Regions from separate parts of the Homo sapiens genome. Here regions 2, 3 and 4 are each linked to region 1. Evidence: chromatin loops called from intact Hi-C (ENCODE). Cell type or tissue: endothelial cell of umbilical vein. All regions are shown on one strand. Links, peaks and the distances in the headings refer to the core of each region. The heading gives the core; the rest is flanking DNA. Region 1 has its middle 340 kb from the start of NR5A2. Region 2 has its middle 6.8 kb from the start of ZNF281. Region 3 has its middle 240 kb from the start of NR5A2. Region 4 has its middle 280 kb from the start of NR5A2.

Evidence for each region. Peaks named below come from ENCODE experiments on the same cell type or tissue, not always from the same donor. Only the 100,000 strongest peaks of a DNase experiment are listed, where the experiment ranks them.
Region 2: it touches region 1 in a loop (6-fold over the local background); 4 of 110 quality-filtered maps call a loop at or near these places.
Region 3: it touches region 1 in a loop (5-fold over the local background); 3 of 110 quality-filtered maps call a loop at or near these places.
Region 4: a loop joins it to region 1, with 4 times the contacts of the local background. A loop is called at or near these places in 6 of 110 quality-filtered maps.

What each region holds. Positions count from the first base shown.
Region 1 is chr1:199,687,375-199,695,725 of GRCh38, forward strand. No RefSeq gene overlaps it. Among named protein-coding and RNA genes, the nearest start is that of NR5A2, 340 kb to the right of the region's middle. In endothelial cell of umbilical vein, for the core only: no CTCF peak of the experiment used is centred there; DNase peaks (open chromatin) are centred at 1,147 and 4,337; H3K27ac peaks cover 3,240 bases.
Region 2 is chr1:200,412,708-200,421,058 of GRCh38, forward strand. No RefSeq gene overlaps it. Among named protein-coding and RNA genes, the nearest start is that of ZNF281, 6.8 kb to the left of the region's middle. RefSeq lists enhancers at 3,670-4,171, 4,172-4,671, 6,371-6,871, 6,872-7,372. In endothelial cell of umbilical vein, for the core only: no CTCF peak of the experiment used is centred there; a DNase peak (open chromatin) is centred at 3,404; H3K27ac peaks cover 2,857 bases.
Region 3 is chr1:199,780,289-199,788,639 of GRCh38, forward strand. No RefSeq gene overlaps it. Among named protein-coding and RNA genes, the nearest start is that of NR5A2, 240 kb to the right of the region's middle. In endothelial cell of umbilical vein, for the core only: no CTCF peak of the experiment used is centred there; DNase peaks (open chromatin) are centred at 883 and 4,053; H3K27ac peaks cover 2,484 bases.
Region 4 is chr1:199,739,263-199,747,613 of GRCh38, forward strand. It overlaps the pseudogene RIDAP1. Among named protein-coding and RNA genes, the nearest start is that of NR5A2, 280 kb to the right of the region's middle. RefSeq lists enhancers at 2,961-4,160, 8,324-8,351. In endothelial cell of umbilical vein, for the core only: no CTCF peak of the experiment used is centred there; DNase peaks (open chromatin) are centred at 3,519 and 4,189; H3K27ac peaks cover 1,505 bases.

The sequences.
Region 1 (8,351 bases), core at 292-8,291:
AAACCTCGCTGAGTGGTGAGGGGCGGAATGCTGTTGGGGCTGGCCAGCAAGATCTCACTACAGCACAGCGTTAGCAACCATGCACAGGCTGACAAGAATAAGGAGAGAGGAACTGCTGGGCGAGCATGACTCCCAGAAGACAGATGGAGGGGCTATTAGACACAATTAAGCCAAGTCTCAGAGAGGCTAAAATGAGGTATTTAAGACTGTATAGTCTGATGACACACCACTCATTAGTCACCCAGTTTAGTAACAGTCCTTCTAATATGCCATATTTTCTCTTAAACAGTTGTTAAAGCAAGGGACAGGGTGGTTGGTCTTCCTGGGTTGAAGGCTTACTATATGCAAGATGAATTTGAGGTACTGGGCGTACATTACCTCTGTAGTAAAGGTGTGTGGATATTAACTTTTCTTAAAATTTAAATTATATTTTCAGTGTCCTAAAGAAAAAATTCTACCATCAGCTCTCCTGGAAAGCGAGAAATTGGGTTATAAAGCAAATGTTCTACTCCTTATCCCAATTTACCTTCCATAGTCTTAAAGCCAAAACCTCAGGTACTGGTCATATCCTGGCATGAAAAATAATTAGATTGCACTTACATAAAGGAGGTTATGAACTGAGCCTTTTCAGACTCCAAAATGTTCTAGACAAAAGCAAACAAGCTAAGGATTTGTTCCCTATCAAGAAAATTGTTCATCTATATCCCCTCTCATTTCCTCAATATTTTGACCTTACCCCAGCTGGTTAGCCAGCCCCACAATCCATTTAGACTTTAGAACAGAAATAAAATGCATACATACATACTGTAGCTGTAATTCAATTAATCTTCTCCTTGGGTTTCCTCTGCTCTGTGCCAGGGTCATTTGTAAGGCCATCACTCAGTCCAAACTGTTGCACCTGTGCTGCTATTGAAACACCCCTTCCTCCCTTTCACCCCTCCCTCGCCTCTATCCTCCCAGGCACAGTGCCCTAATCACCTTTTTCCCAGGCACAAAAGCTTTCCTTTGCAAGAAGGAATGTCAGAATTCCCCCAAGCATTGGCAAGGAAATATTTAAATGTAATCAGAGGATCTTCCTTTGTTTTCTTTTTTTTTCCTGGGGAAATTAATCTCTCTAAGGTACTGGATGTATTCTTTTGCTCTTCCGTGAGGCAACATCATCATACAGTGCTGAAGTGGTCACAGCTTGCAAAGGCTAAATATTTTCTTCTCCTTTGCTGCTGACATAGATGATACGTGCCTGGTTTCCTCAAGCATCTCTAATTGAATACTTTGCTTCATTTAAATTGTTTTAAACTTGGCTGTGAGAAATGTGTGTATGTATGTCCCATCCCTCCCCCACGTAGAATATGAATGCAGACTGGCAGCTGTGGCTCCCCTAATAGCTGCCCTCTCCCAGCTGTAGTCCCTTCAACTCTATCAAGCTTGAGAAACTTTCCAGTCCAGTTCTCTCCAGTCATTGCCAGACTTTGAGTTTCATATAGTTCCTAGGAGAAAAGCTAGACTCTGTTATATAGCTTTATAAGTTGGAAGAGCTTTTAAAGTCAAACTAGTCTTACTTAAATCTCTGCTCCACCACTTGCAGCTGTGTGAGCTTAGACAAATTACTTGACCTCTCTGAACTTCAGTTTTATTATTTGTGGTAGGACAAAACCAACTGCATAGGGCTGCTGTGAGCATGAAATGGGATTTTATACATATATATATTCTAGTATAATCCCTGGCACATACTTGTTTTAAGCATTTTTTTTATTTTCTATATTTTATGATGTTCTAATATCTCAGAAAGCTTGCTGGCCAGGGAGAGACTTCACCTCCCAGGAGTAGCCAATTCTTATACAAAACAGGGGTCTCCAGGGAGCACCAACCAATCCCGAGTCTACAGCCTCAACCATTTCCTTGTCTAGCTCTCACACATAAAGCCAATATTTCCACACCCCTGAATAACTCTAGGGAACAGATCTATGCAACTAAAGACCACCTCTATGCCCCAAAGCCCCCTAGAATTATTGAAACTGCCAACCTTAAGCTCTTCGCCCTGCCCTGCCTTGCCTTTCCTGCAGAAACCCCAATAAAGGCTCTAGCCTCAGCTTTCCCCTCGCTCCCACTTCTGCTTCCTGGCACTGGAACCTCCTCCATGGTCCTGAGTTGCATGCCTTGCCTCTCATTTCCTGGGGAGCTGTGAGCAGCAGTGAGCCTTTCTTTTAATGGCATTACCTCTCTGTGTCGTCACACAGTCATACCTCTCTCAGTTACACTGCGGGTATAATTTTAGAACAGTATTTAATGAATGTGAACATCTCCCCTTCCCATATTGTCATTTAACGATTCCTGAGTGTCCATAAGTTGTAATTAGATATAGTGGACACAAACACAGAGAATTTCACTCCATTGCTATCAAACCAACAAGATGTAGACAGACCTGAAGGCTTGTTAGGTAAAGCTCTGCGGCAGTGGTTCTCAGGCTTTAGCTGGCATCAGAGTCACCAGGAGAGTTGTGAAAACCCGGATTACTGGACCCAACATCCAGTTTCTGATTCAGGAGGTCTGCGTTGGCCTTCCAGAATTTGGATTTGTAAGAAGTTCCCAGGTGCTATTGCTACTGGCTCAGGGACCATATTTTGAGAACCATAGCTTTAGAGGATGTGAAAATGAGCAGTTTGGGGAAAATAACTGGCGTGATAGGATAAACAAATATCTCAAGTTGAATAGAATCAAAGTTTTGGAGTTTGGGGGAAACATCAACAAAGGAGATCCCTGCTTCACAAAAGGTGCCTAGATTACTTAGGCAGAGTTCCCAGAGTAAAACACGCTCTCAGTCTCAGAGAAAGAGCCACTCGGAGAATTTTCTGTTGTTTGTTTTGTTTCTGGATTTTTTTAGATGTCCATTGTTTATTTCCCTTTCCCTACATTTTTTGGCTAGCAGGGTCAATATGAAAGCTTATCATTTATCCAGCAGAAGTAAAGTGCTCTATAGTCTGCTTTGGTGATAAACGGAGGCCAGCGATGACTTAAATTATCTACTAACATTGTAGTGCGGCCACAATGAGTGGCGTGAGGAGGCCTCATCAGGCCATGCAGCTGACCAGCCTGTTGGGGAGAGAGCCCCACAGCAACTTGCACTGACACCCTGGAAAGCAGTTCTGGGGGCGTTAGCACTGACTCATTGAATCTTCACTAGAATTCTTTGAGGTAAGTATTTCAATCTCCCCTCTACTAGAAGTAGAAAACTAAAGCTCAGGGAGGCATTCAGCCATTTCCCCCAATTATTAAATGATATCACCTGGATTTTTCAGGTCTGCCTGCAAGACTATTTCAACTCTGTTATTTCAGTTCCCTTTTCTGTGAAATGAGGAAGCCTGAACTAGGAATCTTCAGTTCTTGCTGGCTCATTCATTCTGTGATTTTCCAGGTTTTCTCTTCTAAATGTAGAGTGATTTTTCTTTTTTAAAATAGTCCACACATTCCCAACACAGGCACATAAATAGTGTCACTCTTTTAAACTATCACATCAACACAGAGCATTTAATAACAACAGCATTTTTTCTCCCTCAGCTTGGTTTTAAGCCTCTATTCTTTGGCAGGTCTGTCTTGTCCCCAGGTTTCTAGGAATGAACTAAAGGAACTTTTGCATCTGCATGAACTAATAGCCTCTTATGAAGCAATGTGGGCTGTAAGTAGAGTTGCCAGAGTGAGTCAATAAAAAGACAACTAGTTAAAGTTTGAATTTCAGATAAATAACAAATAATTTCTTATATGTTTACCCCATGCAATATTTGGAACATAATTACACTAAAAAGTTATTCACTATTTATCTGGAATTTTATTATTATTTTTTTTTTTTTGAGATGAGGTCTTGCTTTGTCACCCTGGCTAGAGTTAGGTGGTGCAATCACAGTTCACTGTGGCCTCAACCTCCTAGGCTAAAGCAATCCTCCTGCCTCAGCCTCCCGAGTATTTGGCACTACAGACTCACACCACCACGCCCGGCTAAATTTTTTTTAATTTTTTATAGAGATGAGATCTCCCCATCTTTCCTTGGTTGGTCTCAAATTCCTGGGCTCAAGCCATCTGCCTGCCTTGCTTTCCCAAAGCTCTGGGATTACAAGCATGAGCCACCGTGCCCAGCAGAAATTCAAATTTAACTGAGCATCCTGGATTTTATCTGACGGCCTGCTACAAAGCCTCCCTCAGAGGTCATCCCTGGGCTCTGTATTGTCAGGAAAAACAAGGAGTGGGGAGGGAGCTTAGAAACTGAACAATGCATGAGGTAGGAACAATGAAGAAAAGCCTTTTCCCTCCTCCACGAGCTGTAACTGCTGCTTCCTTCTGCACATTGCACTGTGGTCAGGGAGCCTTGTTAACTACAGCTCCAACACCACTTTATAAATCATTACTCACTTCCTGTCCATTAACATTACCAAACAGCAGGGGACAACTTGTAAGCTATTATCCTGTAGTCAAGCCCTTGCATCAAAAACATTAGCTCACCAAGTATATTTGTACATTTTAGTAAGGATTGCTCTTTCCTAAGTCAAGTTTTAAATCTCCCCCGCCAACACACACACTATTTCCACCTCTTTACAACTGCATACATGTAAATACCCTGACTTATCTTTCTCTTTTACTACATCATTATCAAATAACCAAATTTCCCTATTCTTACCATGATCATCAATAGAACAAAGGTATTAGTAAACACCAGAAACCATCAGATAATGCAAAAAGACAATTCAAACCATGAGGTCTGCCCCCTGGGAACTTCTCTAGGTGCTATGGATACAAAGATGAACAAGACACTTTTTTGTGAATCCATTTAAAATATTTGGGAAATTTGGCCCGGTGCGGTGTCTCACGCCTGTAATCCCAATACTTCAGGAGGCCAAAGCAGGCAGATCACTAGAAGCCAGGAGCTTGAGACCAGCCTGGCCAACATGGCAAAACCCCATTTCTACTAAAAATACAAAAATTAGCTAGATATGGTGGTGTGGGCTTCTAATCTCAGCTACTTGGGAGGCTGGGGCTAGAGAATTGCTCCACCTGGGAGGTGGAGGCTGCAGTGAGCCAAGATCTTGCTATTGCACTCCAGCCTGGACAACAGAGTGAGAGTCGGTTTCAAATAAATAAATAAATAAATAAATAAAGTATTTGGGAAATTTAAATGATTTGGAAAGGATTCTTCAGGCCTCTTGAACTACTGTGAATACCTGGTGCCCACTCAATGCACAAGTATCCTTTTCCTGGAATTACTTCCTCCTCCCTGACAAGTAGATGCTGGCAACAATCTCAGTGGATAATTTGTGTCTCTGATCCCTTGGCCACGGCAGATTGTACCAGAACATAGGCCTGATAAAAGCAGTGTCCATTTTATTTCTCACCTGGGAATTTGAGATTCAGATTGAGAAACAGCTACTCAGCCTCTGAGCATGGTTGGAACTAGGACTTGGTAACTGGAGAGCTGTGGAAGAACGGGTTCTGTGTATGGATTCAAGATGTGGAAAAAGCCAGTGAAGGGAGAAAAGGAGAAAGCAGACAAAATGAAGAGAGAGTGGCTTTTTCTCCCATTCATTCAAAATACATTTGTTAATGGCCTTCTGTGCATGTATGTGTCAAACACAGTTCTGAACTCTAGAAACAGAGGCGTGAAGAGGTAAAATCCCTGCCTAAGAATGACAATAAATGAGAAGATAAATAATTAATAATATGATATATCAGATCAGTGCTAAAAAGAAAAATTAAAAATGTAACCTTTATTATCTAGAAATAAAAAGTTCTACAAAGGTGTAGGGCAATTTCAAATGGAGTAGTCAGGAAGACCTCACTGAGAATAAGACATTTGAGAAAAGACCTGAGGGAGATGAAGCAGTGAACATCTTAAAGGGAGATACATTGGCACTTTGGAGGTACCTTGAATTTGAACAACTAACTTCACAACCTAAAATTTAAAGTACATTTGCATAACATCCTCTAAGATATCATCTCTCTCCTTTGCCTTTGACAAGTATTACTCAAGCACCCATTGTATATCTACTGTGTGGAGTCAGGACAGACAAGTGGATGGAGTGGATATGGAGTGAGTAGTGGCCTGGGAGTGCTGACATCAGCGAGAGAAACAGGCAGAGTGCAATGCAGGGTATCACATGGCAGGATGAAGGCCTTCGGGTATAGAGTACTGGGTCACAGACCTACTTGGATTATAATGTTTACAGCCATCTCCATGCTCCACTCCACAACTATGCAGGACAAAATAAGAGGAGCTACCACCACTCAAGCCTGTCCCCCACTTCCCAGAAAGGAGGTAACCTAAGGAAATGTCAATATTCAGTTAAAACATGGAAGCGGTAGTCTAGAATCTAGGTCAGAAAAAGCTACCGTGTTTAAAGACCTTGTGTGAATCGGAAGCTGAGAATGTTTCATGCTTATTGAGGGTCTAAAGATAAAATATTGTTCTCTTGTTTTAAATAAAATGTATTAAAAGAAGGGCTTCTGTATTTATGGGAAATTAGACTATATTCCAACTTCAAATCTATATTTTTATTATGCTATGATGTCATCATAAACAGCAAGTGACATTCCCTTTGGGTGAAAGAATAAGGCATGGCAAACTCAAGTTTTCACAAGTTAATAGGTAAATTACCCTCACAGTGGGATAACTGAGACCAAAGAGAAGGGAGGCATAAAGAAGTTAAAGAAAATAACAAGAAAGAACAAATCATTTAGATGGAAGGGGGGATGGAGGGAAGGGATCTGAAATTGAGGCACTAGAGCAGCTGCTGGCAGCCCAGCATCCAGTGTATTATGAGGAGAGGCTGAAGATCGGAAAGGTTCTCTTTTCTCTGGGAGCCTGCTAATCTTCAGGCACTACCACAAATAAGCGATATATCTGAATTATTATGAGCATGCAATATTTTGAATGACTTCAGGCTTCATTAGGTTACGGTACCACATAAGTCATGTCACACTGTACTTGGATGAGCTGGTACATATTTGTTCCTTTCCTAGAGGTTAAAATATGTTTTATTTTTTTCAGCTTCTTTTAAATCTGTAAATAGCAAGGCTCAGAAGACTGCACTTTGTCCAATGTATCAAAATAAACCTTGGCCACAGCTATCATTGTATCATAGCAGGGTCAATATGAACCAATAATATAATCCTTCAAATCATAATTTGGTTCCAAATCATTTTAGGTTTAGGATTCAGTGGGGGAGTGGAGGGGAAGGTTGCAATACCAAATGAAAGGAGAATACATTATAGAATGAAGGAGAAAACCAAGGTGGGGATGGCAGAAGTGGGAGGAAGGTAGAGGGCAGGGACCATCATCACACCAAGGGCATGACTCCAGCATGGCCCCTTCCAATGCAGCCTGCTCCAACTCACCTCTCCCCTGAGCTCTAGAGAGAATGATCTACTTGCAGATGCCATCACACCTGCTATTTTGAAATATTTCCCACATCCATGCAGTTGGTCTTCCAGCTTTATTTCTCAAGCATCCTGCCCTGTTGTACAACCACAAGCACTATCTTTCAAGATACAGTTCCATCTCCACCATCTAGAATTGTCTGAAATATTTGCCTCCCATTCCAGAAATGGAGAATTGACCATGCCCTTCTTTGTCTCTCCTTTCCCCCTTCTCCCAATCACATAGTCTTAACAGAACAATTATATTTTATTAAACTTAGATGTCAGATCCCTTCCTATCAGACTTAAAGCTCCTTGAGGGCAAGAATGGTGTCTTTTTCATTGTTACTTACCAGGATCTAGCAATTAAAAGTCAAGCAGTCCAGTTATATACAACTTTAACTCTCATGACATCAACTAATATATTTTAGATAATTATCTGATCAATTGGGAAATTCAGGCTAAAGTAGATGATGTCTTCTTTCCAAGTCCACAAACTGAACTTTAACCTCTGACCATGATTCCAAGTACAATGTGTTTGGAAGATGCTAAAAACTAGATTCCAGCGGACATAGGGTCATGTGGGCTGCTTCAGCTCTTTTTGGAAGAAAGGGAATAAAGTGAAGAATGTTCAATTGTCAGTTATTTACACTCAAAAGACCGGAGGAAGAACTGTGTGTGGTCAGAAAATTAATCCTTAGCCCTTCTCAGAGGAAATTCATTTCAAATCTTGATCTCCTTAATTCTAATTTAGTTGTACCCACTAACTATTAGATGGTTCAATGCAGAAGTTCCGTAGTTACTTCAAATACAACAGTAGCAAATCTGAATCCATCATTATCTCACTTAATAATCTCTTCCTGTCAATAACCCCTCACTCCCTGGGCTGCATGGCTCAACTATTGGGATACTGTTAATTCTCTCCTCTTTTTCACATCTCACACATTATGATT
Region 2 (8,351 bases), core at 27-8,026, 730 kb after region 1:
AAATACCTGAAATAAACTTTCCTGGGAACAGACAAAAGAAGACACACTTCATCAAGGTCAATTTATTTTCCTATTTTTCAACATTAGAAGGTGTACCTTGAGCATTTATATGATAACATAGCAAGCACATCACTTATAATGGTTGTGCTATTCAATTCTTTAGAAGTACAAAATAAAAATACCATCCCAAGTACAAAGAATATTAATTAGAAAAATCAATATACCAGTTCTGAAAGATAGCTGGGTAATGAAAAAATTAAACTCAGGAAATGTTATTAAAGTAATCATAGAAATAACACTAAGCATCAGTATTTCCAAGCACTGTTTTAGACTGTAGCAACTAGAATATATTTGTTACAATCTTCAACAGGGTTAAAATTAAAAAAAAAAAATTATAAAGCAGCTAAAAGAATAAACTTAAGGTAATAAGTATGAATAGGTTTTGAAATAATACTTGAAATACCAGCTCGAGATAAAATTTCACATTACCATCTGTTGTGAACTGCATACATTTTTATTGTAATCTATATATGTAACAAATATTCCAAAGATGTTGATTAGTCTTTAGCTTTAGAAAATGCTTAATTAATTAGAAAATATAAATTCACTTTTAACTCTAAAATCTTAACTTTTAAAAGAAAATAAAACTATATGCTTTAAACTTAGAGAAAACAGACAGCAAAAAATTTTCACTTCAGTGAGGAAATAAAAATCTACATTGTAGTATTCTTGTTAGGTACTAACAAGCCAAATATTAAATAGGAGTCTGTACTAAATCTAGAAATGGTTCAAATAGTTAAGTAATATGATTCTTTCAAAAGTAAAATATTAAAGGAATATTTTAATATTTGTTTATCTCTGAATGCTTAGATTTTACAGATAATGGAAACAATCCCAGAACAAAGAGATTGTATAAAACTAGTGATTCTTGTTTTTATTTAGTTTCTTTTTAAATAGACTTTGTTTTTTACAGCAATTTTAGTTTTACAGAAAAATTGATAAGATAGTACTCAGGCTGGGCACGGTGGCTCTTGCCAGTATTCCCAGCACTTTTGGAGGCCGAGGCGGGCAGATCACCTGAGGTCAGGAGTTCAAGACCAGCCTGGCCAACATGGTGAAACCTCGTCGTTACTAAAAATAAAAAATTTGCCGGGCGTGGTAGCACATGCCTGTAATCCCAGCTACTAGGAAGGCTGAGGCAGGAGAATCACTTGAACCCGGGAGGCGGAGGTTGCAGTGAGCAGAGATTGCACCACCGCATACCAGTCTGGGCCACAAGAGTGAAACTCCGTCTCAAAAAAAAAACAACAAAGAAAGATAGTACTAACAGTTTGCATATATCCGATACATCCCCAGTTTCCTCTATTTTTAACATTTTACATTAGTATGGTATATTCATTATAACAAATCTAATTCAATACTACTACCTTTATAATTTCTGAAACTAAAACTGTTGCAATACATACATTTGTTTTAATAAGAATGATTAATGAAGAGTTATGAACAATAAACAATTTCCATTTTGATAATAAACTTTTAAAAATTCAACTATAGCTACACTTTTTTTTACTGTGTATACACGATGTCCCAAAGTTCAATACCAACACTCACTTTCCTCCTTCCAGTAGCCTTGGTCAAGATCCATTTAGTGCAGACTAAATTCAAGCCACTCAGTACTTGAGTTTAGTACTCATTTTATAGGCTACTTGTTTGCTCCAATTCTGGATAATTCTAAATAGTTAAGAAAAAAAAATCTTTTTTCTGATTTATGTAAAAACTCTAAGATAATTAAGAGTCCCTCTTCCCTCAATAATTGTTAATTTTTTATTCCTTATTTTGCTGCATAAATAAAAATTTAAGAGTAAGTCATTCAAATTTTAATTCTATTTATGAGATAGGAATATTTTGCTTTGTACAATAGATGAGTTCCTGAACAAATAAAATTTCCTGAACAAATAAAATTTCCTGAACATTGAACAACATGCATTATTATTTCCGTATAAGAAACCCAGCTGTTTATGTGAAATCTATATGATGCTTTGAAAATCAAAGAGCTAACCAGGTGCAGTTGTTCACACCTGTAATCCCAACTCTTTGGGAGGCTGAGGCAGGAGGACTGCTTGAGGCTGGGAGTTTGAGACAAGCCTTGGCAACATAGCAAGACCCTGTCTCTACCAAAAATTTAAAAGTTAGCCGGGCGTGGTGCTGCATGCTTGTAGTCTCAGCTACTCAGGAGGTGAGAGGATCACTTGAGCCCAGAAGTTGGAGGCTGCAGTGAGCTATGATCGCACCACTGCTCTCCAGTCCATCCTGGCAACAGAGTGAGATCCTATCTCTAAAAAATAAATAAATAAAAAGAAAATCAAAGAGCACTTTAATAATGGTATAATCACCCTTGTAATTTATCTGTCTTGTAAGTTTTATTTTTTCCCCACGTTTTGGTAAACTGAGAAAGTAGAGTATGCTTCATATTTTTATTTACTACACTACCACGTTACTTATTATACATTTTTAATTTTAATACATTTAACCTTAAATGTAAAATGATCACAACAAAAATATTCCTTTTGAAAATAGGATTTAGAATTTAAAAGGATTTTAGATACAGGCAGCTTCCATCTCAAAAGCTTTTTTCTCTTTTTGCCTGTCCTCAACAGATGTACACCTAACAGCATGGTAAGGAAGCCCCAGAAGGATGTTTCTAAAGACCATGAGGGAGTCTGAAACCTGAAATCATGCCAAGGACTCTCTGCTTCTCTTTCACTTGGGGTGTCTATCTGATGCTGCCACAACCAGTTGAAACGTATAACATTAACAATAAAAATTAGTTTTTTTGTAACTAATTTTATGCCCCATAATTGTATGCCCCACACATGATGTCTTTTTTCTCCATTAATTTTACCAGGTATTCACAGTCATGATCATTTAGATCTAATGCCACAGAACTTCATAAACCCTTTACTACTAGAAAAACATCCTATTTTCTCAAAGGGAAGAATCACAACAGAAACAGCTAAACATAAACATCTTAAGCCATACTATGAGCCACTTTTAAATTCCTGCAGAGAGGATACCTTTAAAAACAGCTGGAAGGAACCAACTGCCAAACTTCAACTGGCACTGTGATTTCTGGAACTCCTTATAGCAACATTCTGTCCTACTAAAGAGTCAATACTGAAAGTATGTCACATTTCTGAATTGAATGATCTCTCATGTCTGTTAGGTGGTTTCTACTATTCCATTTATAGAACAGTTCATCTGTAATGTATTAATATATGAAGTATTTTCTATAGAGGTACCTATTTCTCAATGCTTTAGTCACAGTAAAAATAACATTAATTGGGCAGGAAGCATCCAAAGTGTAGCTGGATTCCTGTAGCATGCGTGTACTTTATGGGCAGGGGCCAGGAGTTGGGAAAGAACACCAGGATATTACATCTGATACTGTACAGAAGTTAAAAATAGAAACTAAGGGAAAGAGAAAAAAACATTCTTGATGATTTCATTCTCATTTATCTATGAAACATTGAAAACTGAGGCGACTTTGTAAATATTTACACTGTTCTAGAAGTCTTGAGCATTATCTGCAAATAGATTCAGTGGTTGACATCAAGTCTGTTGTTATATTGATCTGTACTTTTACAGTACACTTCATGATTGTTACAGAATCAATCTTTTTTAAGTGGTAATATTTTCTTTCTTGGCAACAGAAAGAACAGGACAGGTGCCCCATACATAGCACATTGCCTCCTCAGGAATAAGAATAGTATTAACAGTGCTAATATCTGGATAGCTCTCTCAAGCACTTTCATTTACATAAACCCATTTGTTCTTCACTACAACATTGCAAAGGAGGCAGTGTGAGTATTATTAGCTTTATTCTTATATATGGGGATTTTGAGGCTTGCTCAAAGTGCCACAATGCTGACAAGTTGGCAGAGCCAAGGATTACTGTTTGACTCCTAATAAATGCTCTTTCACACACATTGTCTTAAATAGACACCTTCATAACTCTTTTTTTTTTTTGAGACGCAGTCTTGCTCTGCCGCCCAGGCTGGAGTGCAGTGGTGTGATCTTGGCTCACTGCAAGCTCCGCCTCCTGGGTTCATGCCATTCTCCTGACTCAGCCTCCCGAGTAGCTGGGACTACAGGCGCCCACCACCATGCCCGGCTAGTTTTTTGTATTTTTAGTAGAGACGGGGTTTCACAGTATTAGCCAGGGTGGTCTGCCCGCCTCGGCCTCCCAAAGTGCTGGGATTACAGGCGTGGGCCACCGCCCCCAGCCAACAACTTCATAACTCTTAAGTCACTAGCTTCAAGATAATGCAATTGGTGAGACTTTTCAAAGCTCAAGTTTATTAAAAGCATATTGCAGTTTGATTAGCTCATAGGGTTAGGGACTCAGTATTTAGTAATAGGGCTTCAAGTAACCCTGGTCCTCCACCTAGCAAGTACAACAAGAAATGCAGTTGGTAACAATGATTTTCAGTAGCTATGGGCCAGTTTCTGCCTCTTGTACTTTCCTTATAGATTCTCATTCAATGACGTATACTTTCTGGTTGCTGGGAAACTTACCTTTTGCCATCAAAAAAAGGCTGCTAGGTAACCGTATTGTCAAATATTCTTATTGTCATCATTTACTGAACTTTTTTGAATGTATGTTACTATGCTGTGTACTTTTATGTATTTACAAATCCTGTTCCAATCTTTCTTTTTTTGTTTGTTTGTTTTGTTTGTTTGATTTTGGTTTTGTTTTGAGACAGAGTCTCACTTGTCACCCAGGCTGGAGTACAGTGGCATGATCTCGGCTCACTGCAACCTCCGCCTCCCAGGTGCAAGCAATTCTCCTGCCTCAGCCTCCCGAGTAGCTGGGACTACAGGAGCCTGCCACCACACCCAGCTAATTTTTTGTATTTTTAATAGAGGGGGTTTCACTGTGTTAGCCAGGATGGTCTCAATCTCCTGACCTCGTGATCTGCCTGCCTCAGCCTCCCAAAGTGGTGGGATTACAGGCGTGAGCCAGTGCACATGGCCCCAATCTACTTTCTATAAACAATTCCCGCTTTGGGGATTACATCCTATAGAAACAAAAGCGTTAGTGTGAAGGATATGTATTTTTGAGGTTGCTTGTTGCTGCATTGTGCACAGTGGCAAAGAACTAGAAACAACTTGAATGCCCTTCAGCACGAGAACAACTGAATAAATTGTGGTATCTTTATCCCTTAGGATATTAGGCAACTAAAAGAATGAGTTGGAGCTATATTAGTCTGGAGGGATGTCCTTGCATAGTTAAACAAAAAAAGCAAGAGGAAAGATGCATTATGTTATATATTCTTACTTTTGTAAAACAAATAGCAAAACTCTCCCTTCTTCTGCCCAAATGTAACTATTAATAATTACACAGGAGAAAGATGTGCAAGGATGCACACCAAACTGTTGTCGTCGTCACTGGTTTCCTAATGGGAAGGATAAGAGGAAGAGGAGGTAAGTCAGAAACAAGTGAGACAGGCTGGGCGCGTTGGCTCATGTCTGTAATCTCAACACTTTGGGAGGCCAAGGCGGGTGGATCACCAGAGTTCAGGAGTTGGAGACCAGGCTGGCCAACATGGTGAAACCCCGTCTCTACTAAAAATACAAAAATTAGCCTGGCATGGTGGCGAGCACCTATAATTGCAGCTACTTGGGAGGCTGAGGCAGGAGAATCACTTGAACCTTGGAGGCGGAGGTTGCCATGAGCCAAGATCGCGCCACTGCACTCTAGCCTGGGCAACAAGAGCGAAACTCCATCTCAAAAAACAAAAAGAAAAGGAGAAACAAGTGAGACAGAGCAAACTAGAAAAACATGCTGATGTTGTCAAGAAAAGAGGTGGAATATAAAATTCTATGTATCATGTTACTGTAAATATAGAAAACAATCTGCACGCGAATAAGGATCGAAATGTAAGACAGACAAATGAAATATTGATTTGATTTGGAGGTAAGATTAGATTTTTTTCCTAGATTCTTATTTTAATATAAGGGCTATAATAAATTTGAACAAAAAAGTGGGTTTATTTAAAGTGTGTTTATTTTTTAAGTGGCCTCATTTTTATTTTTATTTATTTAGTTTTCAAGAGGCAGTGCCTCTCTATTTTGCCCAGACTAGAGTGGAGTAGCAATTCATAGGCAGGATCATAGCAACTGCAGCCTCGAATTCCTAGGCTCAAGTGATCTTCCTGCCTCAACCTCCCTAGTAGCTAGACTACAGGTGCCCAGCTAAAATGAATTTATTATATGTACTATAATGAAATTCCTGGTAGAATTATTTTCTCTTTTTCTGGGCTTCTGATTTTTTTCAAATTTTACTTCTAACTATCCTATCATATATATATAAAATGTATATATACATAAGTCATATATAAATATAAATATTTTATTTCTATTCTCATAGATAGATTTTCATATATATAATATATACAGATATATGTTTAGTACATACATATAACTATACCTATCTATGTATATCACTGGGTAGTTGAAAATAAAATCTGTTTTTGTTTAGTTTAGTTTAGTTTTGTTTTTGAGATGGAGTTTCGCTCTTGGTGCCCAGGCTGGAGTGCAATGGCCCAAGCTTGGCTCACTGCAACCTCTGCCTCCTGGGTTCAATTGATTCTCCTGCTTCAGCCTCCCAAGTAGCTGGGATTACAGGCATGCACCACTACACCCAGCTAATTTTTGTATTTTTAGTAGAGGGGTTTCACCTTGTTGGTCAGGCTGGTCTCGAACTCCTGACCTCAAGTGATCCACCCGCCTCAGCCTCCCAAAGTGCTGGGATTACAGGCATGAACCACTGCGCCTGGCCAAAATCTGGGTTTTTTTTTTTGTTTTTGTGTTTTGTTTTGAGACAGAGCCTCACTCTGTTGCCCAGGCTGGAGTGAAATGGCACGATCTCAGCTCACCTCAACCCCTGCCTCCTGAGTTCAAGCAAATCCCCTGCCTCAGCCTCCCCAGTAGCTGGAACTACAGGAATGTGCCACCACGCCCAGCTAATTTTTGTTTTTTTAGTAGAGACAGGGTTTCACCATGTTGGCCAGGACTGGCCTTGAACTTCTGGCTTCAAGTGATCCACTGGCCTGGGCCTCCCAAAGTGTTGGGATTATAGGCGTGAGCCACCATACCTGGCCAAAAATAAAATCTGAAAGAAGCCAGAAGCCCAGGAAAAGATAAAATAATTCCAACAGGAATTTCACTTCACTCCAGGTGGCCAACCCAAGAAAGAGAACGTGATGGGTTACTACATGGTTCCCACTGTCTGATAATAAGATCTATTTTTCACAAAAAATATTTCCTAAGAGCAATACTGAGTGACATAAAGGAGAATATCTTTCCTTTCTTTCTTTCTTTTCTTTTTTTTTTTTTTTTTGAGACAGGGTCTCGCTCTGTTGCCCAGACTGGAGTGCAGTGGTGCGATCATGGCTCACTGCAGCCTTGACCCGAGCTCAATCAGTCCTCCCACCTCAGCCTCCCTAGTAGCGGTACTACAGACATGCACCACCACGCCCAGCTAATTTTTGTATTTTTGTAGAGACGGGGTTTCACCGTGTTTCCCAGGCTGATCTGGAACTCCTAGACTCAAGTGATCCACCCACCTCAGACTCCCAGAGTGCTGGGTGTGAGCCACTGTGCCTGGCTAAGGAGAATATTTTAGATGACAGTTTTGCAGAAGAACCAAACAGGATCCAAAGGGGCAGTCGAGGGTAAAGGTTAAAAGCTAAGGATTTGGGGCCGGGCATGGTGACTCACGCCTGTAATCCCCGCACTTTGGGAGGCCGAGGCAGGTGGATCTCTTGAGGTCAGGAGTTCGAGACCATCCTGGGCAACATGGTGAAACCCCGTCTCTACTAAAAATATGAAAATTAGCCACGCTTGGTGGTGGACACCTGTAATCCCAGCTACTCAGGAGGCTGAGGCAGGAGAATCGCCTGAATCCAGGAGGTGGACGTTGCAGTGAGCCGAGATCAGGCCATTGCACTCCAGCCTGGTGACAGTGAGACTCCATCTCAAAAAAAAAAAAAAAAAAGGTTTGGAGTCAAACAAACTTGGATGTACTCCGGTACTCCGAGCTCTACCACACACTAACCCTGTGACTTTGGGCAGTTTTCTTAACTTCTCTGAGGCTAACTTTCCTTATTCAGTAATAATAGTAATTGTACAGGGTTGTCACGATAAAGTAGGTAACATTTAACATGATGCCTAGCACATAATGAAAATTCAATGTGTGCTAGAATTCAATGTGTGCTAGACAAAAGTCTATTTCTTCTATCTACATACAATGGAAACTGAGTAATTAGTAATAATTCTTACATTATCCA
Region 3 (8,351 bases), core at 52-8,051, 93 kb after region 1:
TTCCATGGTTGAATAAGCTTAGAAACTAATGCCTAGTATAGTCTCCGCTTATAGTTTCACAATGCACATTTGCATTTTTAAAACTATGGAAAATTCTACAAAAAGAAAACTTGTTTATCCCAGGGTTTCCCACATGTATATGACTACAGAAACGTTTACTTCAGTAACACCTTTGGATACCCATTAACACTACGGTTTTTTCAAAAGGAATTTCAGAAATGGTTTAACAATTAAATAAATTTAATTAAATAACCAATTGAGTGAGGGTATTTGAGTGATGATTGAGTGAGGGTGTTTATATTTTAGAAAATACCTCTTTCTAGCCAGGCCACAGTGGCTCATGCCTGTAATCCCAGCACTTTGAGAAGCTGAGGCAGGAGGACTGCTTGAGGCCTGGAGCTCAAGAGAAATGAACAAAGTATTAATAAATTGAATGGTACATTTGAGTTAGAGAAAAGTTTAAATTAAGAAATAGTTCAATAATGCACATTTAGTATTTGGAAGAAACTAGTTTGTGTATTTGGGATTCATGCCCTGGAGGATCTAACTTTAATAAATGAAATCGTAATTATTTTAAATTAATTAAAATAAATCATTTTCAATGAATTTATCATTAATACTATTATTCATTTTTTAAAAATTGCCCCAAGTACTAATGTAGTATTAATTCCAAAATAAACATAATTAAAAATAATAAAAATTTAGTAAATTCTCATAACTGGTTCAAAATACGTGTTGAAGAAAAACAGCATTTTTACATACATTGATTTTTTTTAATTGATTCTCCAAGCATAGCTACATTTTTAAAAAAGAAAAAAAAAATGACTCACACACCCTGGATTCCTTTGATTGTTGAACCACTTTTCTAATATAAACAGAAGCAGTGAGTAACACTCTAAATGGTATACAGCAATGTTGTTCTACAAAATGAAGATTAATACCAAAATAACCTTTCAGTTACCTTATATATTTGAATTTCAATTCTGTCAAATAATCAAAACTTTTTCCTTTCATTGTAATATGTATATAATCCTTAAAATGTACTTGCATTTTAGTTTTATGTCTAGAAAAATCTCTATAAATGGATGTCATTAGAAAAGCTCATACGCTGTGATATGCCCATGCCCACAAAAGCAGCCTTATTTCTTTTCACCCCTTAATCCATTTGTCCTCCAGCAAAACCAACAATCTCCCAGGAAGATTTCCTTGAGACTTCTGCTCCAAACTGGTTTAGACACCTGACCTCTAACTCTCAGTGATATCTCATGCCTACCTCTTTTACTTCCACATTTTATCATAATTATCTGTTTATCTGTTCATCTGTGGAAACTCAAAAGTTGAACAAACAAGTGATTTAAAAGTTGGCCAATTATTAAAAAGTCAAAAAACAATAGATGTTGGCATGGATGTGGTGAAAAAGGAAAACTTATACACTACTGGTGGGAATGTAAATTAGTATAACCTCTATGGAAACAGTATGGGGATTTCTCAAAGAACTCAAAGTAGATCTACCATTTGATCCAGCGATCCCACTACTGGTTATCTACCCAAAGGAAAAGAAACCATTATATCAAAAAGACACCTGTACACGTATTTTATCATAGCACAATTCATAATTGCAAAGATATGGAGCCAAACTAAGTGTCCATCAACCGATGACAACATAAAGAAAATGTGGTATATAGACACCCTGGAATACTACTCAGCCATAAAAAAGAATGCAATGTTGTCTTTTGCAGCAACCTGGATGGAGCTGGAGGACATTATTCTAAGTGAAGTAATTCAGGTATGGAAAACCAAATACCATATGTTCTCACTTATAAGTGGGAGCTGAAATATGGGTTCACAAAGGCATACAGAGTGGTATGATGGATGTTGGAGACTGAGAAGAGGGGGGGATGTGAGGGATAAAAAACTACATATTGGGCACAATGTACACTTCTCGTGTGATGGGTGAACTAAAATCTCAGACTTCATCACTATACAATTCATCCATGTAACCAAAAACCACTTGTACCTCTAAAGGTATTGAAACTAAAAACAAAATTTTAAAGATGGCAAACTCCTAAAAGTGAAATTATCATGTAATACTTATAAGATAATCAAAGGAATTAAGTGACGATGATGTTTTAATAAACACGATGTCCTGCTGGGAAGAACGTGGAGAGTGTTATTGCTTCTCTGAAGGATTTTGCCTTTTTTTTTTTAATTAAGTAAATTCTATACCCATTTTTTCCAGAATTTTTTTTTTTAGTTTTACTTTAAGTCAATGATATGAATTAGATAGAATTCTAAGTAAATGCTATACCCATTTTTTCCAGAATGGTTTTTGTTTAGTTTTACTTTAAGTCAATGACATGAATTAGATAAAATTCTCAAGCTTTCATTAAGACTTTAAGAGGCTACCACCTGCCTCCATGGCATTTAGCATTTCACAGACTTCCTTGCATTACCGTAACAAAATGTTCTCATGAGGAAGCAGCTAGTGCTGATTTATATTCTCTACCCTTTCTTTAAAATTGAGACCCCATATGATACTCTTCACTGACCCCAGATCTTCTTGCACTAGTCCTTGTGAGAATGCCCAGCATATTCAGTATCTTGAGCTGAAAAAAGAAAAATCTCTACAAACTTGCTTGGTTAAGAGAGTGTAGGCCCTTGGAGAGTAGAGCCCAAGAAAGTAGAACATATCTGATAATCTTTCTCAGTGCTAGAGTTCCCTCCTTTCTTTTTCCACCATAAGCCCTCATTTCAGCAGATCCAAAAAAAAAAAAAGATTTTTGGAATCACAGGCCTCCTTCCATTATAACCATCATCAGCTTTGATATTACCAGATACTTCCTCTAGTATTTTATTAAAAAATACTGAGTCTCTGTGATATCTCTTATTTCATGACAACGTAGTTTGCAATTTGCCTAGTCTCACACCTGGGAAGAAGCAAGGGCATTTTATTGTATCAGAGCAAACATTCATGTAAAAAGCAGGAGAAAAAAGACCTTTCACTTTTAACCATGAACAAGTTCTCACCCTCCCTGTGCATCTAGTTTTCAGGTGAAGATGAGTTGACCGAAGTGCATGTGGCTGATCCAGCTGTTGCACCCTCCATCCAGTATAACTTTTGTGCCGTTGCCTTTGGTGCAACCCCTTGACATGAAACCACAGTTCTTCCAATAAGCAGAGTGAATGTGAACACATGTTGGCAGAACTGTGCCATTTACAAAGGAAGTGGTGAGATATTACTGAGGAAAAGCTAGACAATGCTGCACCAGCAATCTGATCCCGCTCATTCTTTCTCCAAAATGTAGTTTCCAACTCTGCAGGAGTAGTGGCTGTGAAATACATGGGAAAGAGTTTGAAAAGTATGTATCCCACATTTCACAGCACTTTCCAGGATTTTACATTTCAGTATAGACAAAAGTAAGTGTATAATGCTTGTAAATAAAATTTACAAACCAAACAGAATTTTGCCAAACAAGAAAGTTGTTTCCCTTACAACAGCCCAACTTGTGATTTCATTAACAAAACTGATATGTTAGTTCAAATCAAATATCTCATATCATTAAACCATCCACAAGCAAATTTGTTTTACATTAACAGTTGAGTAACCCTGCAGAGAGTGCAAGTTCAGGGGAACAGAAAGTGAAAATATAGTCTTACCAGCATGATTTAAATTAATTAAACAAGCATTAGTACCTTCAAGCAGTTACACACTATTACTTTAAGTCTTTGGTGGGGAAAGCTATGATTTACATGTTCAATCATTTTAATACTTTCTATGAACCAGATGTTACAGTAGCTTTGTTAGCTGATGCCATAAACAAAAGATACAGTTGAAAACACATGCTATAATAATTAAAATGTTATTATGCTGACACCATCTTTCTTCTAGGATCTTGTAACATCTGTATTGACTGTGATAAGCATTGATTATCTGGAATGATGTAAAATATTTGGGGAGTTAATAACAATCAGGAATTCAGTACATGCTAAGACAGCAAAGATAAATCACAGGAAATACAGATCAAAGCAGGTTTGTGAATAAGCTTGTTTTTATAGTTAATGACTCACTATAAAGTACATATACACATTTCTTTTCTCCAATGAGATGCACAAGGAAATGCCATAAAGAAACATCCCGTCCTGTGTAGCATTTCTGTACATCTGTCGAATTTCCATATGTAGAGAGGAGGATGTCAACACACAGCACTACAAAGACTGAATTGATCCAATCCATCAAGTACTTAACATGCACTTTTAAAATCATTAAAAAGTTCTTTGAATTATTAAGACCTATTTCAAAAGAAAAAAAAAAGCCCACAACTTATAAATCTTGCATTTCCTGGGAGGTTAATTTAAGGATGCTAGGGTCAGCAGTTATCCAGTTCTAGCAAAGATTCTGAAATTTCCCTTCAAATATGGCCTGATAGTGAGTCATTTTCTTTTTTTCTTTTTTTAAAGAAAATCTCACCCAGCATCACCAAGTGGATGCCTTACCCTCTTTGAGAACCTTATTTGAAGAATAAATTGCTCAAGGCACTAAACTGGGGCTCTTTTCAGTTTATCAAAATAGACACAGAAATAACTGACAGTCTGTGATCTATTTCTCACGTATATACATATAGGTGCACAGAAGCTTTGTATAATATAGAGTAAACCCTTCAACGTAATCTAAAAGCTCATCACCATCAGCCTCCCACCTTCTCTCTAGCCTCACCTATCACCACTGACTATCTTTCCCAGCTACTTCCAATCTCCTTCCTGCTGCACTTCACCATAGCCCTTATAACCACAACATACTTCCCTCTCCTGCCTGCCTATTTAACTGCCCCTGGGTCCATTCCCAACATGATTTAGTCTTCATATCCCCTGGAAAGTCTTGTGTGATGCCCTCCACTTTGGGTCAAGTGCATTTTTAAGGTGTGCTCCCACAGAACCTTATACTTACATCTTCCAAAATATTTATCACATTGTATCAAAATGGCCATTTGTCTCGTCTGTTTCCCCACAAGTCTATGAGGTCTTTGAAAGCAGGGGCCACATTTTATACATCTTTGTATTTTCAGGAAAAGTATACAGCATCTACTAAATACATGCTCAGTGAATGGAAAAATAAGTCAATGCCACATTCACCCACATCGTATAATTTGACTCTGAGAAAGATCCTATCAGAGATGTCTTACATCCAGAATACAATGAGGAATTATTCTAAGCATGTTCTAGGGATGCAGAGTATCCTAGACTGGTTCCAACACTTTAGAGAGGATTTGGATCCTGTGAGTTCTCAGAACAAAATGAGAAGAAGCCAAGAGGAAAACTAAAATCCGTCTAGATTTGTACCCTAGAACAAACCTAAATAGGTAGTCAATATGATAACCAATATTTTCCAAATAACATAAACTAGTAAAATGCTTCCCAAACCTGGCTGATTCCACTCCTGAGTGGTTACTGTAGAGATGGGGATTGGAGGGAGAGGACAGAAAAAAGGGAGTAGAGGAGGGTGGGGGAAGACACATGTCCATGGTAAGACAGATAATAGAATGTCCATAGCTGCTTTATTTATAATAGCCAAACATTGGAAACATCTCAAGTGCTCCTCAACAGGTAAATAGCTAAACATTTTGTGGTATATTTATAAAATTAAATACTATTCAGCAATCAAAAGAAAGAAACTACTGATGCACACTACATGGGCAAATCTCAAAAACATGATGCTGGGTGAAAGAAGCCTTACTCAAGAGTACATATTGTGTGATTTTATTTCTATGCAGATCAGAATAGGCAAAACTATGGTAAAAAAAGAAAATTAGAATGGTAATTGCCTATTCTGGAATGGGCCACAAGGACACTTTCTGGGGTGATGATAATGTCCTATATCTACATGGATATAATCTGTGTAATCTGTAAGTTACACAGGTATATGTGTATCTATACATAAACACACATATATATTTGTCAAAATGTACCAAATGGCACACTTAAGATTTGTACTTTCCACTGTGTGTAATTTTTGCCTTAAAAAAATCACAAATAATTCTTGAGTTCTAACTAATGATATACCTGCTGAAATGTTTAGGAGTGAAGTGTATTGAGGTGTTTAACTTATTTTTAAATGTATCAAAGACGGGACTGATGGATGGATAAAAGAATGGAAAGATGAAAAGATATGTGATAAACTAAACGTAGCAAAATGTTAGTTGTAGCCTCTAGGTGGCCAGTATATGAGTGTTCCTTGTAATGATTCTTTCAACTTTGTTGTATTTGAAAATTTTTTATGACAAAATAGTAAGGGTAGAGTATATATTCTAATCCTTCATCCCAAATTACTCGGGGGCAGGGAACCGAGGTACAATCATGTTATTTATCTACATTGTGTTAAGCTTTCCAAGTGACTTTGTATTCAGCAATCAGCTACAGGTTGATGCAATTAATATTTAGGACGTACTGGAATTTGTCCCAATTTAATAATGTTGTGAGAACCCACATCCCAACACACAATTTTTTCTCTCACCTATCACAAATTAATGCCTGAAATTCCACCAATCTAGATTCACTTCACGAGGGAGAAGTAAATAAGCCAGTAAATCAATAATTAACCCACAGTGAGAAAATAAGGTAATGGAGCCTTTCCAACTGGGCGTTACCTGAATATGCATTTTCATGAAAGCTAAGGCAGGCCAAGAACAGAAAACTGAGGGGAAAATGTCTTCTCAGAGAGAATAAGAACATCTGAAAGTGCCCTTGACAATCTTGCCTCCTCTCAGCTGTGCCTGAGAAGTACCATACAGTAAAATAACCAAAACACAGCAATTGATTGAGATACTGAAGAAAAGCTTTTTTGCCCTTTTGGGCCTCAATTACTTTAGCTGTAAAACACAATCTTTCCTGTTATCCATAATGGTTACAAGATAGGATTGACGGATGAAATACAGGATGCCTAGTTAAATTTGAATTTTGGATAAACTGCATATATTTAGTATATCTATGTTTCCATTATTGTATGGTACATACTCACACTAAAATATATATATATATATATATAATTTACCCAACATTCAGGTTTAACTGCGTATTTTGTTTCATTATTGTTTTATATTTGTTTTTCTGTCTGTTGCTAAATCTGGCAACTCTATTCCAAGGGGACGTGAATATTAGAACTTCAGCTCAGATTCAATGCTATTTTGACGAAAAATTCCTTATGACTGAGAAACCAAAGTGACTCATTTTGAAAAGTGTAAGTATTATGTGTAAAAAGGTTTTAAGTGCATGATGCAAACGGAACTTTTTTTTTTTTTTTGAGATGGTGTCTTGCTTTGTTGCCCAGGCTGGAGTGCAGTGGTGCAATCTTGGCTCACTGCAACTTCTGCCTCCTGGGTTCAAGCGATTCTCCTGCCTCAGCCTGTCAAGTAGCTGGGACTACAGGTGCCTGCCACAATGCCCAGCTAATTTTTTTTTTTTTTTTTTTTTTTTTTAGTAGAGATGGGTTTTCACCATATTGGCCAGGCTGATCTCGAACTCCTGACCTTGTGATCCACCCGCCTTGGACTCCCAAAGTGCTGGGAATACAGGCGTGAGCCACCGCGCCCGGCCACAAATGGAGTTTTCAAACTGTAAGCCATTCAGATGAGGCATCCTTGTTTGCAGTAAGACCAATGTCTGATTCTGCAGAGGCTCTGTAATTCACCACTGTGCCCAGCTGAAAAGGAATGGTGGATGCTTCTATGACCTTTATGAAGATAAATAAGGAAAGAAATGCCACAAGATATGTGAATCAATGCAACTGTCTCCATGTGTAAAATGTTGCACATGGTTGGGGTGAGAATGGGGAAGGATTCTTGGCTTGGATGAATACATCTACTTCATACAAATTGAAGAATTGTTTTAACCGTGTTCAGCTCCAACCGAATGCCTCCACCTCAACTTAATGCAAGCATGGGATGTTTCTTACTCATCTGAAGTCAGAGTAGGTTCAAATAACAGACATTAAATCCCCACCCTGGAATCTGGAAGAGGTCACTGGGGCTAACTGAATACTCCATTGTTTTATTTTAAAATTCTGTGTGAAATGGCCACCGATAAAAAATGAGTTTTTCCTTAAAATGCTGACTGAATCTGTTTTGCAGGAAAAGGAATAGGCAGCAGACACAGTTGAAATGTCTCTGCTTGGGCATTCAGCTTCAGAGTGGAGAAGCTGAATATTTCATATTTAAAAGTTGAAATTAAACTTCCAACATCAGGTATCATATTTTAGAAGCCACTAGGGTAAGAGTCAGTCCCAGAAGAGCCTTGTTTATTATTGTTTATTCTCATAAACATAGATCATTTTGAAGGAAATGTGAAAGAGCTGAAAGTAA
Region 4 (8,351 bases), core at 205-8,204, 52 kb after region 1:
AAAATCAGAATGACATTTTAATAAAGATTTTCAAATCCACTTATATATTTAGATGTTCCCAATTAATGGCATTCTTAAATATGTGTAGCACAAATACACAAGCTTTTAGGGTTTCCTTAAGTATGTTAAGGCATAGTTAAAAAAAAAAAAACTTAGTTATTTTTATTAGACAAAATTGTGTTTCTGAGCCTGGGTGAACTGCTTAAAATTCCATATAAGTTCTACTTCTTTTCAACTGAAAAAACATATTCTCCCATAGGGATGTGGTAAGAATAAAATGGAGATAAAGCAAGTACAACATGTAAGTGTTAATAAATCGTGACTGTACCATTATTAGAGTATATTATTATGGAATGGTGTATATGCTCTATACAAGAAGACAAAAAAGTACTGAAATCACGCAATTACATTCTCAAATTTAAATGTAACACACATTAGTTGAGGATCTATAGTTCCTGCTTTTAAGGAATTTACAATTGAGTGATGTAATCAAAAAAAGATGTCAAGGTTCATTTGCATTAAGAAAACAACTAGTGTACATGGTATTGTCTAATTGAAATCTGGCCTACCAGCATTTTACAAATGATGGCTTTTGTAACACAGAGAAAATATTAATAAAATCTAATTTAAATTTCTTTAGAGAGCAGCTTTTTAAAATAATTTTAAAATTATGGAATTAATTATTTGATTGGATCAAGTAGTGCAGTTTAAAGGGTTTATCATATCTGTTTATAAATGGTTAATTATCTCTTTGACTCAAAGAGTTTCATTTTAAAGCTCCAGTTGAGACTGTCACTCTCATTCGCCAAATGAGAGACAGATTGCAGTTAGGAATATTCTCATTTGTTTCAGAATGAAATCCTCTAGCCCATTTTTTCCTTTTTCATCCTTCTTCCTGCAAAGATTTATTTTCTAATTTGTTTCCTCTTTTTCCCATGATTGATCATTTAGGGCCTGTTATTTCACATTCATTAAGACCTAGGTGAGTGCAGAGCGTACCCTGCAGAGGACATTGAGGAATTTTAGCTCAGTAGCTACTGGTTGAAGTGGGGTTTATTTTGCCGTTGTTCTGCTGTTGTGGGATTAAGAGGTTTATTTCACTCATCACTTTTCTCTATCTTGTCTGTTAACATGTTGGTAAACTTTCATAAATGCTTTGAGTATTCCCTGTACCAAGGATTAGGCAGACAGTAAGAGACAATAATTATAAAGCAATGAGATAAGGAATTATTCCCAAGCACGGGCTGATAAAGCATAGAAGATGGGCTCAACCCACCTGGAGACAAGCTGAGGGGAAGGTATTTTGAAGGACATGACACTTAGGGTCTTAGAAATGAATAGATATTACCCAGAAGTGTGAAGTGTATGTGTGTGTTTGTGTGGATATAAGCTGGGGTTGGGAGCAGGGTGGGCTTTTCCGCAAAGTAGAAATGCATGAGCAAAAGGCACACACAGACATGAAACAGTGTGATGCTTTTGCTGTTTGGTGGAACTGAAACTGGAGAAGTGAGTAGGTATGCATCAGATTATGAAAAGCATTGTATGAAATGTTGGGATGTATAAATCATGTCATGTATTTTTAGAGAAAGAGAGAAATAGCAGGAACCTACACTCACAAATGCCCAATCCCACCTCCAGAGGTTCAACAAAAGTATGTCCAAAAGTTCATGAAAAGAAACATGCCATATTTATTTTTCCTCTATTTATATTTATTCCCTAGGTGATTGTGTTTAATCTTATGACCTTAAATACCATACGTATGGTCTTAACTCCCACATATTCATCTCCAGCCTCACCCTGTTCCCTGAACTCCAAACACATCCAAATGCCTACTTGATATTCCCAATCAGATGTCGAATGAAGACCTCAAACTTAAGTCCAATACAGAAATCCCATCACCACCTCCCAAACTGTTCCTCCTACTGTTCTTCTCATCTCATTAAATTAAAACTCCAACCTTCTAGTTGCTCAAGAAAAAACATTGCCTCTCATCTCCTTACCTGACCTATCAGGATATCTTGCTGGCTCCTTTCTGAAATATAACAAGAAACCAAAAGTTTCTCACCTCCATTGCTACCAACCCAGTTAGAGCAACTATCATCTCTCACCTAGATTATTCCAGCAGTCTCCCAACTGAGCCCCCTGCTTGTAGGCTTGCCCTTCTAGAGCTGATTCTGCCCACATGGCTCCTCCCAGGGGCTCCCCACCACGCTTAAAGCCCAGAGTCCTTACCATGGCCTGAGACGACTCTTGCCTTGGCCCCTGCTACCTCTCTGACCTTATCGCCTTCCCCTCTACGCATTGCTGACTCCACTCCAGCCTCACCAGCCCTCCCTTGCTGTTCCTCAGACACACCTCTCACACCACTGCTTCCAGACGCATTCACTTGCTATTCTCTCTGCCCAGAGAGTGCTTCCCATCGTGCCTCTTTCTCATTTCTTTCAGATCCCTTTTGAAATGTCATCTTATTGTTGACTTCTGGTCCACTCTGTATAAAACAGCAATAGCTCCCTGCACGTGTACGCATGCGCACGGGCACACACACACAGATGCACATGGATGCACACGTACAGAGAAAGAAAAGAAACAGCTGACTATCTCCTGTAACCTGCTTTATTTTACCACAGTTTTCACCATCATCTGCCTGTATATGTATGTGTATGTATACATCTATATCTACACTAGTAGTTTATCTACTGTCTGTTTCTCACCACTAGAATAAAAGTGCCATGTATACTGGCATTTTGAGCTATTTTGTTTGCTACCAGATCCACAGCTCTTAAAATAATACAATACTCAACAAATACTTGTTAAATGAATGAATGCCGCTGGGTGCGGTGGCTTGTGCCCATAATCCCAGCACTTTATGAGGCTGCAGTGGGCAGAACACTTGAGCTCAGGAGTTCAAGACCCGGCTGGCCAACATGGCGAAACCCTGTCTCTACATAAAAGAGAAAAATTAGTAGGGCATGGTGGTGCACACCTGTAGTCCCAGCTACTCAGGATGTTGAAGTGAGAGGATCGCTTGAGCCCAAGGAGGTGGAAATTGCAATGAGCTGAGATTGTGCCACAGCACTTCAGCCTGGGTGACAGAGCAAGACCCTGTCTAAAAAAAAAAAAAAAAAAAAATGAATGTGAGGTTCCATCCCAAATGGATACTCTGGGTTCCTTCTGCCTCTATCCTCCTACCTCCTACGCTTGCATCTCCAACTTATAAGCTTTCTAACAGCAAAAACCAAGTTTCATTCATCATTCATTCTTCATCTGTATATCTCAAGCATCCGGCACAGTCTCTGGTATATCTTGCCATTCAAAAAGAGACAAAAGTGGTTTCACTGAGGCATATACACTTCTGAAACACAGTAGCAATACGGTCTTCATTACTTTAGCCAGAAATAACTTCTTTATCTTTTAAACCCACTCCCTAATCACAACTCTCTCTCTCTCTAGCTTACCATTCTAATGATGAGGACAGCATGACTCAAGGCAATCCATGCAGGAAGATGAATCATAGTCTCTTGCCCAACACAGCAGCCCAAAGCCCACTTCTTCTCCTCCATCACATGAGGCATGATTCTGCAAGGGGACCAGAGGTAGATTTACTGTGAGGCTAACGAAGTTTAAGTAAGAGGGCTCCTCAATTTCAGACATCTTCTAAAGCTCCATGCTTAACCATTTATCCACAATTACTAAATCTACTCATCTTAAAACTCTAAAAACCTGGTTGAAGTGGGAATTTTCCTAATACAAACTGAAAAAAGCAAATGTCACCCATCCTGCTTTGGAAGGTGCCTGTACTTGTCACCTTCTGACCTCTTACCTGCTTGGCCATATCTGTGTTCATCCTTCTACTTCAATTCTACCTTGTTTAGAAAGGTCTGACCTTGACATTTTCTAAATTTAGATTGGTTTTCATCTCTTTTCTTATGATTACACATAATAATTCTCATTTTCATTTTTCTTCAGAACTAGTTAACAAGTTTATTTCTTGAAGATTTTGCTTCATACAATAATCAGATAATTTTTATTCTGCCAGGTTTCCTTGTGATTCATTTTTCTCATTCACTGAGTCATAGCAAGTTTCATACTATTGTTTTCTTTTCCTCCTTCTACATTTCTTTTTCTAATGTATAGGCTCAACCGTCAACTTCTCTCAGTGGAATCTCTGATTTATGGAGGAGGCTACCGTTTGTCAGCTTTATCGTTCTTTCTCTGGACTGCTATTCACTGTTACGTTTCCTTTCAAGGCCTGACACAGCACTTGACATTAGAGGCGCAAGATGAATAAATGAAATGTAAATCTAAGGGAAGTTACCTTTGAATGGCATATGGTGCCTGCTCCCAGAAGGAGTTAAAAGCTGCCTGTTCATTCATAAATTCAGAATCCCTAAATTGTATTATTCATAGACTCACCCGTAACATAAAGTTGGTATAAATTTAACATGTATAGAGTGAAAGTTAGAACCTGGCTTGCCCTGTGGACTTCATCTAGAGTCAAGAAACTCAGGGGATTCTCAGTTTCTTTAAAAGATTTTTAAAAAGAAGAACTTCAGGTCTTCAGAGTAAAGAGCACTTAAATTTATAAGGTTACACATTCAGTCAGCCAGGATTTTATTTATTGATGTCCAAGGCTTAACAGGAATGAATCAAATGCCCTGACATCTAAAATGTGGGATTTCTGGTTGTCTCAGCATTTTACATCCCTATAAACTTCCTTCTAGAACATGATCTGTATTTTAACCAACTGATTTTTGTAGAATTTCAGGAGGGAAAAATGGTTTTACCTTAATAACTTACAAATCAATACAAAGAACTTCACATAGAGCTATTTTCACAATTTTCTCTGAAAGAGCCCGTGTTTAATATATGCATAACACATTTCCTCGTGCTAAGTAGAATGCTACATTCACGCTGTTCCATATTTCCTTGCCAGTCCTTTTCCACAGAGCCTCTAATTTGCTCAGAAATCAATGAAATAATAGACACAAATGAATGAGAGAGCCACTTCTCTCTGGGTCTTCTTTCCAACTGGGCCTGGGCCTAACATAAGGGAGTGACATCCTTTCTCACCAAGACACTTGAGATTTTTTTTTTCTCCTTTCACTTCTGACTTAAAATTCTTATCATTGAGAGTCTTGTCTGGGTCAGAGTGGGGCAGGTACTACCAACAACAGGGCTTTGAGCCTGAGGTCTACTTTTTGCATTAAAAAGGGATATTAGTCAGAGTGAGGGAGAACTTAAAGTCATATGAACACCAAACTGGAATTTTCTCTTTGATTTACCCAAAAGAGTAGAAGAGACTTAAAAAGGGAATACTTCTCTCCATATAATATCTGTATTGTTCAATTATGTGTCCATTAATTATTAAATATTCTTTACCAGAAACAAAAAATGGCCTTTATAGTTACCCCCAATTTTCCTGATAATGTGAATTACTTTTTCAAAGAGCAAATGAAGAGACAGACTTCCTTTTTTAAAGGAAAGCAAAAGTGTCACCCCCATAAATATCGAAGGGCAGGGGAGGGGAGGTTCTTGGGCTGTGGTTGATGAAGAGGCAGGGCACAATGAGCAGGCATGGGGTCCAGGGAGCAGAAGCAATGAAAAGACCAAAATGGGAAGAAGAATCTTATATCTCACTCTGCAGGGCCATGTGCTGAGCCACCTGTGAGTGGAGTGACGGTAGGCTGTTGGGGAATAGGGATCCCAAGGTAGACACCTAGAGGTCAGAGCATCCTGGTGGTGGAAAGACTTGGATATGAAAAGATGCCCATCTTCATGGGAGAGAACAAGAAACAGCAGCAATCAAGACAACTTCTAATTCATTCCCTACTCTCAACTATTCATTTCTTAACTCTCAGTCATCTTTGCATACCCTAGATGCCTCAATAACTCCCTTTCTGATGGCCTGTGTTACATAGCATGGACGAGGAAACCCTAGATTTTGTATTTCTCTACTCCATTCCAGGAAACCTCCTGAGAATATAGAAATGATCAGTGACTATCATTTTTTTACATCCTCCTTTACACAGCATTATCCTATACACATTATCCTAGACACAGCATTATCCTATACACAGTATCCAAACAATACAGAACCTCCCTAACCCCACCCTACAAGATTACTGTAGACTTCCTTTAGGGGGAAAAAACCGTGGAGACAAATTTAGCCAAGCTACTACTCTGTGACAATCAAACACAAGTTGATGAAGTTTTCACATAAAGGAAACCAGCAGTTTGCCCAATGTCTAAAGTTTGGAGATGAAGAACAGAACTTAAAACTGGGACCTAGAGCTGCAGGAAGGAAGCAGGAACAAAATTTTAACCGAGTTAGAAGGTTTATTGAGACCTCTAGGCATCAGTTAGTCTTTTATCTTATCTAGGACTGTGTTTAGGATACAATTCAGCCATCTGGGGGTTGCTTCAATGAGCTTTGCACTCCAACACCTAAAGAAAAAAAATACCGGCTACTATTTGGAAGTCTTATTTGAGCACTCTTTAAAATTCTTTCCAAAATTAATGAGGGCATATAGTACATAAAGATGCACACAGGGAGGCAGGCAGCATCGGGAGACAACTGAGCATCTCACATGAATGCAGCTGCTAAACAAGTTCATGACATGCATAAAAATGGCAATAGGGTTATACCTGCGGGAACACCTCAGAGGGGCTTTAAACCCTTGAGCAAAATTTAAAAATTTTGCCTCAGACTTTCTGGTCTCTTGTAATATTAAACCAACTATTTGTGCCTGCATAAACAGTTCATTTCATTTTTCTCTTTAATTATATATTGTGACTGCTGAATATTAATCTCACCCTTTTTAAAAGGAAAATGTATATTTTTGTCTGTCATTCAGAGTTTTCATAAATCTTCAAGTTTGAAGCAGATTCATCCAATAATGCGTCACTAGCCCAGCTACCTCTGGTTGCCAACAGTCTATATGAATAGGAGGCAGAATGAGAACAAGGAGACCTTGAACTCATTAAATGGTTTATGAATGGTTCCCATTTCCAGAAAAAGTATAAATTTGTTTTCCAGATCCACTCTCTCTCTCTACATGTGTCCATGATGAGAGAGGCAGGCATTCTTTTATCTTACGGAGATTTTTGTTTTATAGAAGACATAAAAAACAGAAGACAATTTGTAACAATGAATTTAATGCTTCCAATATTAAGCTACAGTATAAATTCCTGCATTAATCTAAAACCATCTAAAAATTAATGCAACTATGAAGATAGCTATGACAACGTCCTATACTAACTCATGCCTGACCAGAAGTTATCCAAACATGTAATGAAGCAGTTTTTTCTGTCCATTTATAACTCAATAATTTACTTTTTCATTTAGAGTACACTTATGTCTGTTGAGTTCAGCTACCTTTTAGCCAACAAGTTTACCCTCCTTTTTCACCATGGCTACATATAGAAATACTACCTGCCTCCAGACCCAGCAAAGATGGAAAGAAGGATGAGGGATGCAGCAAGAAAATACTCTATGAGAGCACACAAAAAGAGGTAAGTTTGTAGAGTACCGCAGAGTCAGACAGTTAGGCATGACAGAAAGAATGGTTTAAAGACATAACTTTGGCTTTGGACCCAAGCCATAAATCAGGAAAGAAGAAAACTCATCTCCTATAACTTAGAATATGCAGACCACTTTTCAAATGCATGGTCAAGTTCTTTGCCAGTCTTTAAGCATTTGCAGACATAGCGCTTTCATGACTAACAAATGGTTTGTATAATTAAAACTGTTTTTTGAAAGCCCTCTGAATTTCAGAGCACACAGAATTATCCTTCACATAGTACTGCATCAGAACAATTAGGTAGAATCAGGCTGCATGTCAGTGCACAGATCATTTGTTTTATGATTAACTTAATTCACCATAATATTTACTTCCACTACTTACTCCCAAACAATATTGATCTGCTCTTTCCCAAAGCAGGTTATCCTGGTCTGGATCAAACCTGTCTCTGCTAGTAACAGTTTCTCTAGGAGACAGTTCTATTTTAAATGTTTCATAGGCCATCTAGTTATTTGTTCATTGTTAGGGATGGTGGGAGAGCTATAATAGACAAGCAGCCTCAGCTGGCCACTGGATGTAAGACTAGATCTGGCATTATTAAAAGGATAGACGGTATATTCTATGCCCTATGGAAAATAGTTTGATAATACATCTTGACCCAGAACTTATTAAAAAATCCATTACCTTTTTAATTCAAGTTCATAATACCCTTTGGAATTTCAATTTAGGCATTTCTTACCAAAATAGTAGGTAGCTTTATTACTGAACATGGGAGATAGAGTCTCTCATATTGACAACTCTCTTACATGAGGGTTATTAATTTATTACTGA